Regions from separate parts of the Homo sapiens genome. Here region 2 is linked to region 1. The links are chromatin loops, found by intact Hi-C in ENCODE. Cell type or tissue: HepG2. All regions are shown on one strand. Links, peaks and the distances in the headings refer to the core of each region. The heading gives the core; the rest is flanking DNA. Region 1 has its middle 16 kb from the start of ZFAND2A-DT. Region 2 overlaps CHLSN (cholesin).

Region 1 (4,378 bases), core at 310-4,309:
GATCTAAACATATTCTTGCCATCAGATCCGGCAATTGTGCCTCTTAGAATCTACCCAAATGAGTTGAAAACATATATTCACACAAAAACCTGCATGTGAATGTTTGTAGCAGTTTTATTCACCATTGTTCAAATTTGGAAGCAACCAAGGTGACCTTCAAGAGGGAAATGTTGAATGGATAAGCAAAGTGTGGCCCATCCGTCTGGGGAAATATTATCTGACAATAAAAAGAAATGAGGCCGGGTGCAGTGGCTCACACCTGTAACCCCAGCACTTTGTTAGACCAAGGCAGGTGGATCACATGAGGTTGGGAGTTCGAGACCAGTCTGGCCAATATGGTGAAACCCCATCTCTACTAAAAATACAAAAAATTAGCGGCGTGGTAGTGGGCACCTGTAATCTCAGCTACTTGGGAGACTGAGGCAGGAGAGTTGTTTGAACCTGGGAGGCAGAGGTTGCAGTGAGCCCAGATTGCACCCTGGTCACACCACTGCACCACTCCAGCCTGGCCTCGAAACAGTGAGACTCCGTCTCAAAAAAAAAAAAAAAAAGAAAAGAAAAGAAAAAGAAAAGAAATGATCTGGCTGGGTGCAGTGGCTCACACCTGTAATCCCAGCACTTTGGGAGGCTGAGGCAGGAGGATCATTTGAGCCCAGGAGTTCAAGACCAGCCTGGGCAACATAGCAAGACCCCATCTCTACAAAAACTAAAAAACAAAATTGGCTGGGCACGGTGGGGTGCACCTGTAATCCCAGCTACTCAGGAAGCAGAAGCAGGAGGGTCGTTTAAGGCCAGGAGTTCGAGGCTGCAGTGAGCTGTGATGATACCACTGCATTCCAGCCTGGGCAACAGAGCAAGATCCTGTCTCTAAAATTTAAAATTTTAAAAAAGAAGGCTCCAGGAAGTGGGCATCTAACAGGGAGATACCACATAAAGCTGGAAAGGGATGCTGGACACTTCAGGGACGGCTGGACGGGCGTCTAGGCTGCGGTTGATGCTCAGGGAGGAAAGCTTCCTCGTGCCCGGTAGGTCTTCTGGTCCCGACCAGCCGTCATTCCCGCAAACACCGCTGGAGGGCGCGCGTGGTAACTGGAAAACGCCCACATGGGTTCCTCGGTGTGACGAGCTGTAATGATGCCACTGCACTCCAGCCTGGGCAACAGAGCAAGATCCTGTCTCTACCATAAGAAAAAATTTAAAAAAAGAAGGCTCCGAGAAGTGGGCAGTTAACAGGGAGATACCACATACAGCGGGAAAACACAATAAAACCAAAACGCCAGCCAACCACGTTGCACAGGAGGGCCCAGGGGAATGCAACCTGGTATCAACAAGGAATGGGCTGGCCGGGGGCACCGGTGCTGTCAAGGGGCTCAGGAGTGTCTGTCCTCTGTAAGCCAGAGCAGACGATACAAGACGTGGTTCTAGAAAGGTTTCCCTAGTAGCAATGAAAATCATGGGACCCCAGAATAATTGGGGTCAGGTGGTAGTGCTGACTCATCAGAAGCCAGGTGGGTGGAATCCTTGCGAGGGCAGCAGGCTGAGTGGTGACGGGGAAGCGGGAGCTGCAGACGGCTATGAAGATGGTTCATAAAACGTGGTATTCCTAGGGGACAGACAGACAGCCAACAAGAATATTACTTAAAGATCGAACCAAGAGAAGTCAACAATGGATACCAGAGGGCGGCGGGAAGCCACTGCAAGGCAACGTCTCGGTGCTTTGCTTGGCTTCCTGACCTGAGCCAGCCTTTGACCTGTGACTCAGTGCCTGCAGGAAGACCTCCCCGAACCACAGCGCGTGCAAGCTGTCACGATGCGCCTGGGCCTTGCACGAGAGGACCCTACAGCCTCCCTCGAAGGAGATGCCGGACACTTCAGGGACGGCTGGACGGGGGTCTACGCTGCCGTTAATGCTTAGGGAGGAAACGCTCATGGTGCCCAGTGGGTCTTCTGGTCCCGACCAGCCGTCATTCCCGCAACCACCACTGGAGGGCGCGCGTGGTACCTGGAAAACGCCCACATGGGTTTCTCGGTGTCCCGGAAGCTGTCCTGGCGGACACGGCCACGCAGAAGCCTCTGAAACTGCAGCCCCTGCTGCCCCGGCTCCCCTTGCAAGATAAGAAATCAAAGCAATGATGTGTTCCTGGGAGACGGGCAGGGCTTTGAGCCAGCTGTAAAGATCCAGAGGTCCCCATCCCATGCCCGTTTAAATAATTATTCTGGCCCCTGCAAAAAAGCAAGACCAGTCATGAAATACGACCGAGGATGGTGCAGACCTCACCAAGTCAAAGCCCGAAACGGCTACAGGCACGGCGTCTTCCCCGGAGCAGGCACACGGCCTCAGGGATGCGACGTTGGCCGCTGAGCTGGAAAGGGCCTTTTCCCATCCCTGTCAGTACGGAGATCAGAAGCAGTTCCTGTTCACACGGAAGGACAAAAGCATGCGTTTAAAATTTTGTCCCGGCCGGGCGTGGTGGCTCACACCTGGAATCCCAGTGCTTTGGGAGGCCAAGGCGGGTGGATCGCTTGAACACAGGAGTTCAAGACCAGCCTGACCAACATGGCGAAACCCCATCTCTACAAAAACAATGACAGAAATTAGCTGGGCATGGTGGCTCACACCTGCTGACCCTCATGGCACTAGGGGTAGCTGGGGTGGGAAAAGACGTGTGTGGAATTCATGACAGCCCGACCAGAGAACACACTGTATTCCCAAGGCTCCACAGCAAGGCCAGGTGTCCCCTGCCCCATGTCCCCTGCAGCAGGGAACCGTCTGGCCCTGGCGGAGACGGAACAGGGCACTATCTGGCCAGGGGGCATGAAGCAACTATGTGGCAAGAGCTTCCCTTCTGAGCTGGACCCCGTCAGATCCAACAAGTCACAGGCCAGGCAGCCCAGCCGCAGGGCTCCGAGTGGAAGGGTCCATGGGACAGGCCCAAGCAGGTCCGAGTGCGGGGGGGACACCACCCTCCACTGCCACGCCAGTACCTTCTGCCCGTTCCCACCTGCGGTCATGGGAGGGGAACTTGGTGACCAGCAGACGGAGGAAGAACAGAGCCGCCCTTGGTTCGCAAGTGGGTTGGCTCAGTACTGAGCACCCACTGAAAGTGGATTGTTGCCACGTTACAGGCCCACTCAGAGGTGGCCCTGAAAGACACTGTGGACAGAAATCTCCGGGCCAGAGCCTCAGGCCACGCATCTGGCCGTCCACTCCTCTGTGTAGGAAGAACAGTGGCCCACGGTAAGAACACACACAGCCCACGGGCGGTGGCGGGTGGCGTGGCTCTTTTGTCAGGGGCCTGGAAGTGAGGTGGGAGCGGGGACTTGACTCCAGAGGCGGGGCTTGGACATTAGACCTAATTGAGGACTAGCTGAAACAGGGACAAGGCCCAGACGCGGCCGCTCACGCCTGTAATCTCAGCACTTTGGGAGGCCAAGGCAGGTGGGTCACCTGAGGTCAGGAGTTCGAGACCAGCCTGGCCAACGTGGTGAGACTCCGTCTCTACTAAAAATACAAAAATTAGCCAGGTGTGGTGACATGTGCCTGTAATCCCAGCTACTCAGGAGGCTGAGGCAGGAGAATCACTTGAACCCAGGAGGCGGAGGTTACAGTGAGCCGAGATTGTGCCACTGCCCTTCAGCCTGGGTGACAGAGCAAGACTGTTTCAAAAAAAAAAATTAATTTAAATTAAAAAAAATAAATTGGTGTGTGGAGTGGGGGTGCTCTCACCTCACTCTATTCACTGCATCTCCTGGCTGACACGCGTCCAGTCCAGCTAAAATCAGTACTTCCTAATGATAGCAGCCTGGTCTCCCCGTGCGCCCCTTACTTACGACACCCCAGAGAGCTGAGTAACTGCCAATTATTATTGCGGGGAAGGAGGTAAGAAACCTTAACTGTGTTCTATACCTTTACCCTGAAAGAGACTGTCAGGGAAAATGGGAAGGGATGGGGTCCTGTGCCTGTGGGACTCAATTTTAATGCTTGTGTGGATGTGGCACATCGGGCCCATCTCCCCCCCGGGTTCCTGGCCCTGGATGGATGGGGCTGGGGAAGCTTAGCGCTGCTTATCGAGCTCTGCTGCGGAAGCTGCAGCCACATAATTACTCATTTGCCTTGTTTGTGCCTGTCTTCACGGCACACTCTTCCCCTGGTTCTAGGGTCTGGTCACGTTTGCGAGTCTGTGTCGCTGGGTTCTTTATGTGCCCACTTAGCCACCCTGGCACCTGCCATCCTCTTTCCTGCTTAAACCTAACAGGAATGGATTTCCATCACGGGCGTTTCTAATGTGCTCTGAGCAAGCTTCTGGGAGGCGCCGAGACGTGCAGAGTGGATGGCTACTGATGTGGCAGGAGGAGGGGAAGCAGGAGGCACACTGGG
Region 2 (4,378 bases), core at 80-4,079, 74 kb after region 1:
ATTTGCTGCTCATAGATGACGTGAATGCATTAGAGATGGGTCTCGCTGTTTCCCAGGCTGGAGTGCAGTCACTATTCACAGGCATGATCATAGCTCACTGCAGCCTCGAAGTCCTGGGCCCAGCAACCCTCCCGCCTCAGCCTCCCGGGCCACTGCATGCATGGCGGATGATGCTTTTAAAGGCTGGTAAATAAATCCAGTGTTGAGGCCCTTGCCTCGGTGCTGACAGTGGAGGTTGGCCTTCTCCAGAGCCTTTGTGGCCTGACAGAGCCCTGCCCACGGTTCAGGACTCAGCATAGCTGCCACCTCAACCCAGGTACTTTGGTCCCGCCTGGCAGTGTGAGATGGTAACCAGATGGGGCGAAACCTGTGGGTGCCATGGCAGAGCCTGGTGGGTGCTAGCACGGGGCTGGTGCTTAGGTGGCACCGAGATCCCAAAGCACAGAGCTTGGAGTTTGGTGGGAACTTACTCCCTGGGCAGGGGCCAGCGCTGCTGTGGGCCGTTCAGGCCAGGGTTCCTTCCATCCTTCCAGCTCTCCCCTGCCCCACCGGGTGCTCTCCACGCTGCCTGGTCCTTGGGAGCCCACCCCCAAGCTAGTTCCGGGTTGGGCACCCTCTGCACACTTGTGTCTCACCGTGAAGTGGGGACAACCGCAGACCCGTCTCAGGGGCTGGGGAGATGCCATGAGAGTACACGGGAGACGGAGCACAGCCCTCTCCTGTGCAGGGTGGGGACGTCGCTGTTGGTTTTGTTTAAACTCGATCATAATGAAAGCGTGGTCTGAATTTCTGAAGTTGGGTTTAAATTTGATCATAATGAAAGCGTGGTCTGAATTTCTGAAGTCAGGCTTTGTAGCAGGAAGTCTGGCTTTGTCAACAGTTTCATCAGCCAATGTCTCCTGATACAGTTGAACTTGGGAAATGGAAATACAAATAAGGGCTAATTCGTGTGGTGACAGCCTCCTCAGCTGCAGATACACCTCCAAGAGGACTGTGTGTTTTGTGGGGTGTAAGGTCATTCTAACGACTGTTGTGTGCATAGCGCCTGATAGCTGGGGTTTTCCTTAAAGAAGCCGAATGACTGTGCCTCCCTGCGCGAGGGTTTTTCTCCAGTAGCCACTTCCACTTTGACGCTTTCACCCGACAATCTCAGCCCAGGGGATGAAGCTTTCGTCCTTGCCCAGCATGCACACTTGTCTTTTACCACAGGGTCGGGCGTGGGAGGAGGTTTAGTTTGGATAGCCACGTAAACGCCTTTCCCTGTGGCCTGCGATGTTCCACACCGTTTATGTGTGAACTGGCTGCACCCGCGCCTCCCGGACGGGGCTGCCAGGGAGGAGGGCCCGGGAGACCCCATCCAGACCCCGGCCCGCACGCTGCAGAGGTCTGCTCTCAGACATGTGGTGGGCTCCGTGTCACGGGTAAGGGGTCGGGGTCTAGACGGCAACAGAGTGTCTCTCTCTTCCCGCTCCCTGGTGTGCCCACCTCCCTGTACAGTGTTTCTGTTCAAGCTGCTGCAGGGGACGGGGCATTTTTCCTCCAGACTCTATTTTCCTGCAAGGAAGAGCTGCTGTCCTTTTTCTTACTGAAGCCCCTGATTCTGTGTCTGATGTTGCTGACGCCGTGCTTGCTTTCTTGCCCGTGTGCAACTTCCCAATCCCAGCACACGTGCTCACTTCCCAAGGGTGAGGCGGGCACCGTGCCTGCGGGCGGCCCACCCTCACGGAAAGGGGCGCAGGATCACAGTTCAGTGGGTCACCTGTTCTCCAGGTCGCCCGCTGGGTTCTCTTCCGAGTGCACCTTCCTTTCTCTCTTAAAGCTTTTTAATAAACGTCCGCTCCTGCTCTGAAAAAAAAAAAAATTTTAAAAACAGGTGAATGGAAGGTGGGCATGGTTTGAAACACTCCTTTGGTTTTACCAAAGAAGCAAGACCGTCCCCTGTGGAAGTGACAGTGACCTGGTGTTGAACGCCAGCGTGGCCGGAGCTGTGAGCTTCACAGTCGTGGATGAGCGGAAGAACTTGAGTGTGGCTGCAGACGCCGACTTTTCCCTTCTTCTCCCCCTCCTCTTCTTCTTGTAAGATACACAAATCAAGAGCTGCCCGCAGCTTTAGTGGGACTGCGCGGTGGAGAAGGGAACTGCCACTGCCGCTGGGCCCAGCTCCTCGCTTCTCTCTAGAGCCGTGTGCTGGGCACGCAGCTCTGAATAATGCGGTTGGCTTTGCTCGTGGGTGGACTTTGGACGGAGTTTGTGTTTTGCCGTTTTTTTGTGTGTTTTTCTTTTCTGGCTGGCTGCACTTGGCACTGGGCTGTTGCCTGTAGCTCTGGATGGTTAACGTGGGTGGTGCACGTGCCCCAAAGCCAGGTCTGTGGTCAGCGGACATGCTGCCCAGCCCCTGTGGGGAGAGCGCTCTGCTGTGATGACTTCTATGGGCAAGACCTTCTGCATTTCACACGCTGCCAAGGCACTGCAGCTTGTTCCTGGCTCGGCTGGCCTGGCCGCTGCCTCTTGAACCAGAGAGCAGGGTGACGGTGGCCCAGCGAGCCAAGACTCAGGAGCGAGCCTCGTTTTCTGGAGGCCGAGCAGGGCTTCGTGCTGTGTCCGCGACGCGCACCTCCTTGCTTGTGATTGCCTGGGGCAGCTGACATCTCCCTGGGCCTGCGGCCGGCCCCTCATTGCAGAGAGCTGCGGGCTGCGTGGATACCAAGGCTGGGAGTTCAGGCTGCCGTGGCCGTGCTGAGTGGGCCCTCTCAGGAGGCACGCCGTGGGCAGGGCCCGGTGCTGGGACACGGGACGGTCCACCCTGCAAGGAACCTGGGCGGCTGCGCGGAGGCTGATCCCGGCGAGAATCAGACAGGAGGCTGAAGGTGCAGAGCTCTAGAAGTTGTTCAGGAATAGCCGGGGAAGGGGCGGGAGCAGGAAGGAAGGGGCTCTGTGTAAGGAGCCGCTCACTGTGTCATGTTCAGAGGCTCAGTTGGCAGATGCTCACATTCTACAGAGCCAGCCCCTGGTCCGACGCCGCACGCGCCTGCTCTGAGAGTAGCTGGGCCCCTCTGGGGACTCCCAGCAGCTGACTTCTGGCAGTAGGTTTCAGGTGGAGTCCACCCCAGTACCTGGGCTCAGCAGCACACCAGCGTCCAGGGCGTTTGTTCTGCGTGCCTTTGGCTTTTTAACCCTTGTTCCCAGGCTCCATCCTCCACCCACCAGACAATGGCAGAAATCAGACAGACCAACCGCAGCAGCTGACGTTTCCCAGCAACGCAGCCTGGGTGTGTGCGAGAGCAGAGTCTGCGGGAGTGTGCGCACGTACACGCCTGCCCTCGTGGCGCACGTGTCACCTCAGGGGCCACCATGACACTGGGAGCCTGTGGCAGGGCCGCCTGGGCCTGTGTTCCCTGAAACGGGCTGTGTCCTTCTGAGTGGAGCGTGAGCCTCCCTGACGGGCTGTGCCTGCGGTGGAAGGGCCTTTGCAGACCCCGCCTAGGCCAGGAGCAGGGGTGCACGGGGCTCTGTGCCTGCGTCTGTGGCCTCTCCCATCTCTGCCCCTCAGCCGTTCCCGGGAGACTTGCTGATGGATGTAGACGCAGCTGTCCTTTCGGGGTGTCGTCTCTGCCTGTGGGCGAGATGGGTAAAGTGCTCAGAAAGGGTTTTGTTTTGTTTTTTTTTTTAACCACAAGAAGCCCCTGTGGAGGCCGGGAGGCAGGGAGGCAGAGGGGACAGTGAGGGGCTCCGGCTGGGGACATTTCACAGACGGCCCCTCCCCCAGCCCCCACTTTGTTTCCGCTAGAGCTGGGTCAGCTGACTCACCACCTGCCAGAGAGCCAGGAAGGCAGGGGCTGGTCATGTCTGGAGCAAAGGCCTCCAGCCATGGCTTCTTGAGGGCGCACGGCCCAGGCTCCCCAGCTGACGCCGCTTGGTGAGGTGGAGGCTTTTCCTCCCCAGGCTCAGACAGAAGCTCCTGCCGCGGAGATGGGCCGCACGCCTCAGAGCTCAGACCTGTCCCGGGTCTGTGCAGCCTGCGTGTGGCCTGCACCCACAGGTGTGGCTTTGCCTGCCTCTGGTGTCCACTCTCTCCCAGAGAATTGCTCACCAGCCGGACCTGAAGAGCGAGAGTGGCCTGAACACGGCACCCAGCCTCTGTCGGCTCCTGTGGGCTGGCAGCAGCTTCAGGAGGCCTGAGAAGAGGCCTAGTGCCAGCAAACGAGACATGGGGCTCCACTGAGGGCTCATACGGGGCAGGGTGCAGTGGTGGCCGGCTGGACAGGAGAACGCACCTGCTTGAAAAAGGCAAGTGGCATGTATAGCATTTCCACTCAGCACCCTCCACCTGGCAACCTTCATGTAACCCAGAACACAGGCTCTCCCTCCCATTTGGCTT

Evidence for each region. Peaks named below come from ENCODE experiments on the same cell type or tissue, not always from the same donor. Only the 100,000 strongest peaks of a DNase experiment are listed, where the experiment ranks them.
Region 2: a loop joins it to region 1, with 8 times the contacts of the local background. A loop is called at or near these places in 3 of 110 quality-filtered maps.

What each region holds. Positions count from the first base shown.
Region 1 is chr7:1,173,909-1,178,286 of GRCh38, reverse strand. No RefSeq gene overlaps it. Among named protein-coding and RNA genes, the nearest start is that of ZFAND2A-DT, 16 kb to the right of the region's middle. RefSeq lists a silencer at 1,074-1,123. In HepG2, for the core only: CTCF peaks have their summits at 1,082 and 1,982 (motif pointing right); DNase peaks (open chromatin) are centred at 1,076 and 1,976; H3K4me3 peaks cover 364 bases.
Region 2 is chr7:1,100,061-1,104,438 of GRCh38, reverse strand. All of the region lies in intron 2 of CHLSN (cholesin), which reads left to right. Among named protein-coding and RNA genes, the nearest start is that of GPER1, 14 kb to the right of the region's middle. RefSeq lists an enhancer at 3,430-3,930. In HepG2, for the core only: no CTCF peak of the experiment used is centred there; DNase peaks (open chromatin) are centred at 938 and 2,238.